Linked DNA regions of Homo sapiens: region 2 is linked to region 1. Evidence: chromatin loops called from intact Hi-C (ENCODE). Cell type or tissue: mammary epithelial cell. All regions are shown on one strand. Each heading gives the region's core, and the rest is flanking DNA. Links, peaks and the distances in the headings are about the cores only.

Region 1 (5,380 bases), core at 213-5,212:
CTTGAGGCCACTGGGGGAGTCCTGGAATCCTGGAGTCCTGGTATCCTACCAAGAGGCAGGCAAGAGATCCAGGGAGGAAAGAGAATCCTCAGGTTGCAGAGGCATTTTGCTTTCAGATACCACACCAGCAACATTACCCTTCACTGTTTACCTCTTCCTTTCCTTCATCCCAACCATAGCCCATTGCAATGACCTGGACCCAAGTGAGACCACTAAAACTGTGGTGAGCTTTGTTCTGAGTCTACAGAGCAAGGGCATTTTTACTGGGGGAAGAGAAACAGGCAGGAGAGAAATGTTGGAAAATGGGTAAGAGAAACTGAATATTGGAAACCAAATATGAGAATATCTTCACTTGGTCCAAATTATTTGTGCCCCCATGAAGCTCTGACCACCATGAAAGTGAAAATAATAGTAGTTCACGTAGACTAAGCACTGTCTATGAGCCAGACATTGTTTTAAGTGCCTTTCATATTTGAGTCCCCTTAATCTTCCCAATAGCCCCTATAGAACTTTAATCCCATTTTACTGATAAGGAAAGTGAGGACAGAAATTGAAGACATTTGCCTAAAATCAACGGTAAGTAGCAGAGATGGATTGAGAGCCCCGTGCTTTCAATGTTCCACTCTTCTGCCATCTGCCACTGACAGCAGCAGATGTCTTAAAATTAATCTTTTCTAATGACTGAGCTCCTCTAATTACATCATTACCCCGAAATTGAAAGAGCCATGCAGCGATTCATGAGTTTTTTTAAAAATGTTTTTATTCTTGTTTTGAGGTTGGCTGAATTTTATGCAATTTCATACGATGAGGGTTTTTTTTTTTTCCTCCTTCTCTTTTGGTCAGACGGCTTCATAGTGGGGCTAGAAGTTTTTTTAATGAAAAATTTCCAACATATACAAAAGCAGACAGAATAGTGGAATGAACTTCTGTGCACCCATTACTTAGACTCAACAATGTTCACGGTTTTTCCAAATGTGTCTCTTCTCAGAATTTTGGTTTGTTTACTTTTCTCTTTGCTGAAGTGTTTAAAACAAATTCAAACTTGAAGTCTCTTCTCTCCACCACACCTCATTTAAAACTATGGAGATTTTCTATTATCACATCTAACAAAATTCACACTCACTCCTTGTGTCATCGTGAACACAGTCCACATTCAATCTTCCCCAATTGTCTCAACATGCCTTTGTAAGGGTGGATTGTAAGATACGGAATCTAAACGAAGTCTGCACAGTAGATTTGCTTATTGTATCGCCTACATTTATTTAATCTAGAATAGCCTCCCCCTCCTTTTTATACAGACTCTTGATGTGTTGGAGAAACTAGGTTAGTTGTGTTGTAGAATATCTCACGTTCTGTATTTGTCTGTCTGCCTGTTCACGGTGTTGTTAATGCATTTCTCTTTTCATTGTATTTCCCATAAATTAGCTTGAAATGTGATTAGGTTCAGAGTAATTTGGGGGAGGGCAGCAATGCTCTGGAATTTGTGCTGGGCTCTCACCATTGCATCTCATCAGGAGTCCCAGGTGTGTCCCTCCTAGTGACACCACGAGGGCCCTTGTGTTCAGGTAGCACCACCTGCTTCCTCCATTATAAAGTTCCCCATTAACCTCCGATCTGATGGTTTCATCCACTAATGTTTGTGGCCTGAATCAATTCTTTCATTAGGAGTTTAGAAACTTTAAAATATTTATTTGGAAAGAAGAGAGATATTCCAGAATATTCCAATAATGTTAATACATTTGTTCAGCATTGACATTCTTGAAAGTTGCTGTCAAAATTCTTTCCTCATTGCACACTCCCAACCAGACTGTGAGGTAGGCAGAGCCGGCAGGAACCTGGTACAGTGGTGACTAAGCAGCTACCTCAGGTGCCCAGGTGCCTGAGTTCAAATCCTGGCTCTGCCACTTGCTAATGGTGTGGGATCTTCCTTGACTTCTCTGCTTCAACTTTCTCACTTGCCAGGTGGGGATAAAAAGGGTCCCCACCTCCTGGGGCTGCTGTGGGGATAAAATGACTTACTACTTGTGTAGTTCTGAGAGCAGAATAGGATACAGAGTAAGTGCTCTTCTCCATCCTTAAAAGTGAAGAAACTGGGAGGCCAAGAAATCAAGTAAGTTTCCTCAGGTCCCACAGCTAATGACAGGCAGAGCCGGAACAAGGTGCAGATCTCATTTCACCACATGACACTGTGCCAATGGAGTGTTTTTCCACATTCCATGTTTCCTAATTATTTTGAAAATGATTGCAAATAATTAGGAAAACTACCTTTTGGTCATAATGACTTGGAGTAATTAATACCCAAATGACCTAATATAACACTTAATCCAAAACCCTTCCCACCCTCTAATCGCACCTTCTGGAAGTTCTGTTCTTATAGCTTCTCCTGCAGGGACATTATCCTTTTTGCTGTTATTTAAACCTAGTGTGTTGGTTCCCACTTTATAGGTTTTGCACTTGCTGTTCCTTCTGCAACAAATCCTCTTCCACCTGTGGTGTTTTCTCAAACGTCACCTCCTCAGAGATTCCTTTCTTGATCATATTGTTAAACTCTTCCTACATCCCCCTAATCACCCCCTGCTTCCTATCCCATGATTGTGTTTTATTTGCCTTCTTAATTCTGATCACTATCTTAAAATATACTGCATATTTCTCTGTTCACTGTCAGAGGCTGGGGGCTTTGTCTGTCTTGTCACTCCTGTGTCCTTAGCATCTAATAAAGTAATTGTAATCAGCACTAAACAGTCAGGCAATGAGTACCAGCGAAATGAATATTGAAAAATGACACTACAGCCTCACAGTGTTACATACAAGGATCATGCATGCACCACTTATCAGAACATTTTTTATATTTAATTCTCTTTACAAAAGAGAAAATACACATGCTAATGGTAAAACAGTCAGAGCAACATATAATGTGAAAAGATAAGTTCCCCATAGTCCCACTGATCTGTGCTAATTATCATTCACAGTTTGAGTACACCGTGGTAGAGATTGTTAGGTGATCCCCAATATTCTTTCTCTTCTCTCTTCTACAAACAACTGATTCTTAGCAGGGCACTCAGCTACCCAGAATAAAGACTACATTTCCCAGGTTCCCTTGCAGTTAGGCTGTGGTCATGTGACTAAGCGCAGTCACTAGGGTGGAATCAAAAGTGATGCAAGTAACATGTAGGTTAGGTCCTTAAAGGAATGGGGTGGACCTTCCTCTTTTTCCCATTCCTATTGGATAGAACGTCATGTGATGGAGTGCCATCTTGGACAATGAGGAAAAGAGCAGCACCTTAAGGATGAGGAAACAAGTTGAAAGGAATCTGGGCTGCTGATGACTTTGCAGAGCAGAGCTGCTGCTCAGACTCTTAGATGAGAGAGAAATAAACTCCTAGGTTATTTATGCCACTGTTATTTAAGCTCTTTGTTACACAGAGCCAAATCTACATCTGTCTGTATTTTTCTATCTACTCACCATCTCTTATCTCCCACCAGATCTTCTTCAGTGCATTTACGTGTGTGTGCATGTGTGTGTGTGTGTGTGTGTGTGTGTAGCAACTTTATGGAGAATTTCAAAAACACTGCAAAAATACTCAGACTCATCTAATGAGCTTTCCTAAACTCATCACACAGCCCCAGCACTCATGGCCAGTCCTGCCCCATTTCCACTCCATCTATTTCCCCCGTCATAGTATTTTGAAGCAAACCCCATAATATCATTTCATTTGTCAATATTTCCGTGTAAGTCTCTCTCTAAAAAAAGACCCTTTTTTTGAAAACATAGCCACAATATTCCTTAACATTAAGGCACAAAATTCCTTAATATCACCAAAAACATAATGGTTTAACAAAAACTCTGTTGTGTTTGTTTTTATTTCCATTTAAAAATACATCCTGGACAGTTTTCGACATCAGTACACATGGAGCCGCCTGCTTCTTCTTCAATGTCTGCATAGTATTCCACTGAAATAATGTAGCAGAGTTTATTATTTAACCATCCCCCCACCAATGTACATCCAGGTTATTCACAGTTTGGGTTTTTTTACCCTATTTTAATCAATGATGAAACGAACGTCTCTCTATCTCAGAAATTCTCAGCCTTGGCACTATTGAGGTTTTTGGGCTGGGTGATTCTTTGTTGTACAGGGAATTGCAGGCTGTTTAGCAGCATCTCTGGCCCCTGTCCTCACCAGTTACCAGTAGCTGCCCTCTCCCCGAGTTGTAACAACTAAAAATGTCTCCAAACATTGCAAAATGTCCCCTGGGGTCAACATCAACCCTGGTTGAGAACCTCTCCTCTATTTTTATATACACTTAAACAAGCAGAAAACCCTAATTTCTATAGCAGAGGACAGTAGTGAAATGGAAACAGAGAAATTTTCAAAATGGTGGCTATTTGAGAAAAAGATGAATTCACATTCGCTCTGGATTTTAGGAAGTACTTTCACCGCGCTTCAGTCGCGCTTAACTATGGCAATCTGAGAACTGATTCTTCACCAAGAACTGCAGTCGGTGTCTGCAAATGTACCATATAAATCAAAGACCCTTTGAGTTGATCTATGTTTTAATATTATGCCTCAGGTCAGAAGATCCGACGGAAGAACATGAGATGCATTTTATAAAAGTAGCCTTAGAGATGGGAACATCGTAAGTTTTATGGTCTAGCACACTTTTAATTATAGGATTATGTTTCAGGGAACATGTGTGACCTCTGCATGCCCCTTCACCCCCTTACATTTAATAGTAAATTATATTATAATGATGTTTGTACACAAATGGTGGAGGGACTTCAGATTCTAAGTAAAGCCTAAACTCAACAGCCTGAAGCACATTCCCTTGCCCAGGTTTAACATCCAGCCAGAACCTGCTAAGAAAAATTAAATGAACCCCCAAAGAGTGCATTGTGGGGCTGAACCAAGCCAAGGGAATTAACTCCTAAAATAGATTTGAGGCTCCTGAGTTAGCTTAGTTCAGCTTTAGCTTCCAGTGCTGAAGTCTGGGATTTCTTGGGTAGTGAAACCAAAGCCATAGTAAAAACAAATAAAAAACAACAACAACAAGACACATAAGTAAACAAACAAAAACAAAAGAGGAGAAACAAAGACAGAGGAAGGCAGGGAAGAATGAAAGAAACAAGAGAAATCTATAAAAAAGTTATATAGCTAATCAAAGGGATTTAAGTCACTTATTCAGTCAACAAATACTACAGAGAACCTACTATGTGCCAGCACTGATTTAATTCCTGGCAATCGGCCGGGCACGGTGGCTCATGCCTGTAATCCCAGCACTTTGGGAGGCTGAGGCAGGAGGATGGCTTGAGCCCAGGAGGCGGAGGTTGCAGTGAGCCAAGATTGCATCACTGCACTCCAGTCTGGGTGACTAAGTGTCAAAA
Region 2 (5,380 bases), core at 223-5,222, 180 kb before region 1:
TCCTTCAAGGTCTTAGAGCTCAGAAGAATCAAGGTCAGAATTGGAACTTAGGTCCTCTGATCCCAAATAGTATCCCATTCCTTCCACGGTGCCAGGCCTCTTAGTGGATGGCACTCACCCGGATACAGCCATGCTCCTTCATGTCGCACCTTCACGGATTTAGCCATAGAGGAGTCCCCACTTTCACTAACTTCTCAGTCTTTTTTTTTTCTGAGATATTCTTGCTCTGTCACCCAGGCTGAAGTGCAATGGTGTGATCACAGCTAGCTCACTGCAGCTTCAACCTCCCAGGCTCAATTGATCCTCTACCTCAGCCTCCCAAGTAGCTGGGACTATAGGCACTCATCACCATGCCCGGCTAATTTTGTTTTGTTTTTTTTTGTATTTTTTGAAGATATGGGGTTTTGTCATGTTGCCCAGGCTGGTCTCAAACTCCTGTGCTCAAGTGATCCTCCCGCCTCAGCCTCCAAAAGTGCTAGGATTACAGGCATGAGCCACTGCGCTTGGCCTCCTCATTTATCTTTACACTGATGCTCTTTCACAAACCTACGCTTCATCCTGGGCATCATTACCTATGACATCACTGGTTTGATGTACTGGTCATTTTTCCCCTAAAACACGAGTAAGAAAAAGCCATACATTTAACAAAGTGGTTTTTTGTTTTGTTTTGTTTTGTATTTTAATTAAGAGCAAACCACATGAAACCTGGATCATGCTGTGCACAAGGCATCCATAAATACTGCTCAGCTGACTGACATCTCTCAGGGACTCAGTGTGGTGGGCATTTGGGTGGGACAATTCCACTTTGTACAAGACTGTCCAACATATTGGGTTGAGTGGTATTGCTGGCCCGGCCTCTAAAAGCAAACAGTGCTTTCCCTTCATGTGACAACCAACTACCCCAACCCCCAGTTTCTTTCTTTTTTTTTTCTTTTGAGACAGAGTCTCAACTGTGTCACCCAGGCTGGAGTGAAGTGGTGTGATTTTGGCTCAATGCAATCTCTGCCTCCCACCCACCCCCAGTTTCTTTTTTTCTTTTCTTTCTTTTTTTTTTTTTGAGACTGAGTCTTGCTCCATCACCCAGGCTGAAGTGCAGTGGCGCGATCTCGGCTCACCGCGACCATTGCCTCCTGGGTTCGAGTGATTCTCGTGCCTCAGCCTCCTGAGTAGCTGGGATTACAGGCACCCGCTGCCACACCCATCTAATTTTTGTATTATTAGTAGAGACGGGGTTTCACCATGTTGGCCAGGCTGGTCTCGAAGCCCTGACCTCAAGTGATCTGCCACCTCAGCCTCCCAAAGTGCTGGGATTACTGGCGTGAGCCACCATGCCTGGCCCCACCCCTAGTTTCTAATGCGCCCCCCTATCCATCCAAGGGATGGGGCTGCCCTCAGGTGGGAATGCTGGTCTAGTTAAACACACTGACACTAATGTGAATGAGAACATTCAGAATGCCCACTCTTTGAGAAAAAAAAAAAAAAAGGTACACTCCCCTGTCCTCCCAACACACAAATGACACTGCTAAGGAGCAGGGCTGGTAATTCACAATACAGGTGGTAGGAGGTATGTGTACAGCGTGGAGGAATAATCCAGGGCAAACATGCCAGACTAGAGGATCTAGCAAATGAGGAGAATGGGTCAGAGTCCAGGCACCCGGCTGAGGTTGCAGAACCAGAAACCAGGATTTGAGGAGAAGAAAATGCAGTAAATGGAAATTGAGGTCTGTAAAATAGGAGGTGAGAATTAAGTGCTGGCAGGAATCTGAGCTCTTCGTCGAGAAGAGGTCCCTGGATTGCTAACCTCTAGAGTTCTGCAGATAAGAGAAATACATCCTGTTTTGTATGGACGACGTTAACCTACTTAATTTCTAATAAAGTCAAAGGCACATAAACAAAGTCAGTTTCCTGAAAGTTAGAAATTCCAGAAGGCAGTTGTTACCATGGATGGGGTCGTAGGGCAAGATCATCAACCGTCAAGAAACAACGATTTACTGATCACCTACTATGTGCCAGTTATAGCAGTGAACACAGTGGACATGTTCTCTGCCCTCCTGGAATACACAGCTGGTGGGGAACACAGAATTCACATCAATTACTTTAAATAATTATGAAATGGTTACAAAGAGTACAAAATGTACCGCATAAGTATGAGGCGTCCTGGGAGCATATGATGGCAGAATCTAACCTTTTGAGGGGAATCGGGTAAGACTTCCCTAAGGACATGGAACTGGTTCAGAGATTTAAGAGGTGCATAGGAACTGGCGAGGCCTTGGACCTTGAGAACAAGAGGAGGGGAGAATGGTGGGGAAGCGTGTTCCATACAGAGGGCATGGCGTGGGCAGAATCTTAAGGTAGTGGGGAGCATGGATGTTCAAGGAATTAAAAAAAGACCATTGGATCTGGAGTGGAGCAAATGATGAAAAGAGTAGGAGAAAAAGAGTCTGGAGAGGCAGGTGGGGTCAGTCCATAATAGCTCACTGAAGAGCTTTTTTTTTTTGAGATGGAGTCTCGCTCTGTTGCCCAGGCTGGAGTGCAGAGGTGTGATCTTGCCTCACTGCAACCTCTGCCTCCTGGTTTCAAGCGATTCTCCTGCCTCAGCCTACCGAGTAGCTGGGATTACAGGTGCCCACCACGATGACCTGCTAGTTTTTGTATTTTTAGTAGAGACAGGCTTTTGCCATGTTGGCCAGGCTGGTCATGAACTCCTGACCTCAAGTGATACACCTGCTTCGACCTTCCAAAGTGCTGGGATTACAGGCGCAAACAACTGTGCCCAGCCTACTGAAGAGTTTTAAGCAGGTGACATGTTCAGCTTTCCTTTTCACCTCTCTGGCTACTGTGATGAAAACCGAGGAAAGGTGTCAGGATGAGACTGCCAGCTGACCCTCAATACCCAATTCACTTCCCCCTTTATTAGTAGCAGTTTTTATTGGCACGTGACTGTCCAGAATAAAGACTACATTTCCCAGGCTCCCTTGCCTTGGAAGGTGTGGCCAAGTGACTATGTTAAGGCCAATGGGGTGTGAGCAGAAGAGAGAACTGCAACCGCTGGGTGGTGCCCTTCTCTGTCTCTGCCTCCTTTTCCCTGCTGCCTGGAATGTGCCTGGAATAGGTGGCTCATGCCTGTAATCCCAGCAGTTTGAGAGCCCAAGGCAGGAGGATTCCTTGAGACTACGAATTTGAGACCAGCCTGGGTAGCATAGGAGACTCCATCTCTACAGAAAATAAAAATATTAGCGGAGCATGGTGACGCCTGCCTATAGTCCCAGCTACTCAGGAGGCTGAGGTGGGAGGATGGCTTGAGCCCAGGAGGTCGAGGCTGCAGTGAGCCATGACCATGCCACTGCACTCCAGCTTGGGTGACAGAGTAAGACCCTGTCTTTCGGGGGGTGGGGGAAAAGGAAGCCGCTGTGCCTGGGCTTCTGGCATGGAAGAGCTGCCTTTCTGGCCCTAGACTGTTCACATTTCAGATTTCCTCATGAGAGAGAAACAGATCTGTGTTGTACTTAAGCCTCTTTATTTTGATGAGCTTGTATCCTAATTCATAGACAGCAGGGGGACAGTGAGAAGGCCGTGATGACGTCCAAGAGAAAGATGATGGTGACTTAGACCACAGAGGTAATGGCAAGGGGAGTGAAGAGAAGCGGACAGGGGCCAGGACCAGAGAATGCAGCAGAAACTCAGGTGAGGCAGGATGACGCCAGGTGCCTCCAACCTCAGCCACTGCTGTGCGACCATTGACTCCCTGGCCAGATGCATTAATTCCACCCTCCTGGGGCCAAACTCTTTGCCTCCCTCTTACTACTGCCCTCACCATGCCAGCCCCTGGACATCTTCTTCAGGGACAGCACCTCACTCAGGCACACCTCCTGGCTTCCAGAGGACACCCTGACATTGACAGATTGCCTGCTAAGGCAAGGGAGAGCAAGGAAGGCCCCCTCCTCAGTCCTGCTGCATCTTGCCTGCAAATCTTGCGTGTGTGTATGTGTGTATGTATGTATTTATTTACTTATTTTGAGATGAAGTCTTGCTCTGTTGCCCAGTCTGGACTGCAGTGGTGTGATCTCGGCTCACTGCAACCTCCGCCTCCTGGTTTCTGCTGCCTCAGCCTCCCAAGTAACTGAGATTACAGGTGCACGCCACCCTGCTTGGCTAATTTTTTTTTTTTTTTTTTTTTTTGTATTTTTAGTAGAGATGGGGTTTTGCCATGTTGGCGAGGCTGGTCTTGAACTCCTGACCGCAAATGATCCACTGTCTCAGCCTCCCAAAGTGCTGGGATTACAGGCATGAGCCATCGTGCCTGGCCCAAACTTGTGTTCTTTTAATATATACCAAGAAGAATGTGATGCCCAGCAGGCAGGGGGTACCTAAGACAGTTCTTGTCAACACACCTGCCATTTTAACCAAGAGGATGGGGGCCGTTACAATCTTTAGGGCCACCAAACGCCATGGATGTGGATAGCAAATCACCAGAGAGTTTCGGTGGTGTGATGAGCTGATAATGAAAATCTGCAACTGGAGAGTCAGCCTATCTTCTCTGTCTACTTTAGATCCCTTTTCTTCTGGCTTTATATCTATTTATGATGCCTTTGTTTATAGGTACCTTTGCTTGTTAACTTCTTTTTCATGCCCGAACTAAATGTCCCCTTGCTGAAATTTGGAATCATCTTTAATCACACTGCCTATAAAATTTCAGCCATTCAACATAAATCTAGGTTTTAAATGTATTTTAAATTAAAGTTGTGACATCTCAAAACATAAATAATACTTGTTTTTTTTTTTTGTTTTTTGGAGATGGAGTCTCCCTCTATCGCCCAGGCTGGAGTGCAGTAGCACAGTCTCGGCTGCCAGGCCTCCCCAATCTCTTCTTCTCACAGGGCAGGGCTGAACAGTATCTCCTCCTGGCTGCATCCGAGCCCAGAAGTCAAAACCTAAGGGGTCCCTGCTTGGCTGGGACAGAGGCCGCAGACCTAGGTCCAGCTCTGACTCGACAGTGGCACATCCCTGTGAAGTAGGGCTTGGGGGCTTCCCATGAACAGCTTTCAGAGTGAGTGCAGTAGAGTGGGGCTGGAGGACAGTTTTGACAGATCTTGAGCAGGTGCTTGAATTTTAACCCAACATCCACCCTTACCCATGACCCAGGTGACATTTCAGAGGAGGGTTCACCTGCCCTGCAAAGTAAGAGCTGCAAAATCAGCAGCTCTTGCACAAAGGCAAAGTGGCAGGGAGCAGGGGAGGGAGTGTCGATATTTATGCCCAAGCTGCAGCAGTTGGCTGGGACCCAGGCCTGGTCTGCTCATGACTGTCATCATCTTTGTCATATTTCTGTTGCCTATACTTTTATAAAATGATTGTAAAATCAGGGGTCGGCAAGCTAGTT

What was found. A loop is a pair of places that touch in the nucleus more often than their neighbours do. Peaks named below come from ENCODE experiments on the same cell type or tissue, not always from the same donor. Only the 100,000 strongest peaks of a DNase experiment are listed, where the experiment ranks them.
Region 2: a loop joins it to region 1, with 2.6 times the contacts of the local background. A loop is called at or near these places in 1 of 110 quality-filtered maps.

Annotation. Positions count from the first base shown.
Region 1 is chr20:46,969,242-46,974,621 of GRCh38, reverse strand. All of the region lies in intron 1 of EYA2 (EYA transcriptional coactivator and phosphatase 2), which reads right to left. Among named protein-coding and RNA genes, the nearest start is that of EYA2-AS1, 70 kb to the right of the region's middle. In mammary epithelial cell, for the core only: no CTCF peak of the experiment used is centred there; a DNase peak (open chromatin) is centred at 3,191.
Region 2 is chr20:47,148,488-47,153,867 of GRCh38, reverse strand. The region is part of intron 10 of EYA2 (EYA transcriptional coactivator and phosphatase 2); the gene reads right to left. Among named protein-coding and RNA genes, the nearest start is that of MIR3616, 16 kb to the left of the region's middle. In mammary epithelial cell, for the core only: a CTCF peak has its summit at 3,056; a DNase peak (open chromatin) is centred at 3,037.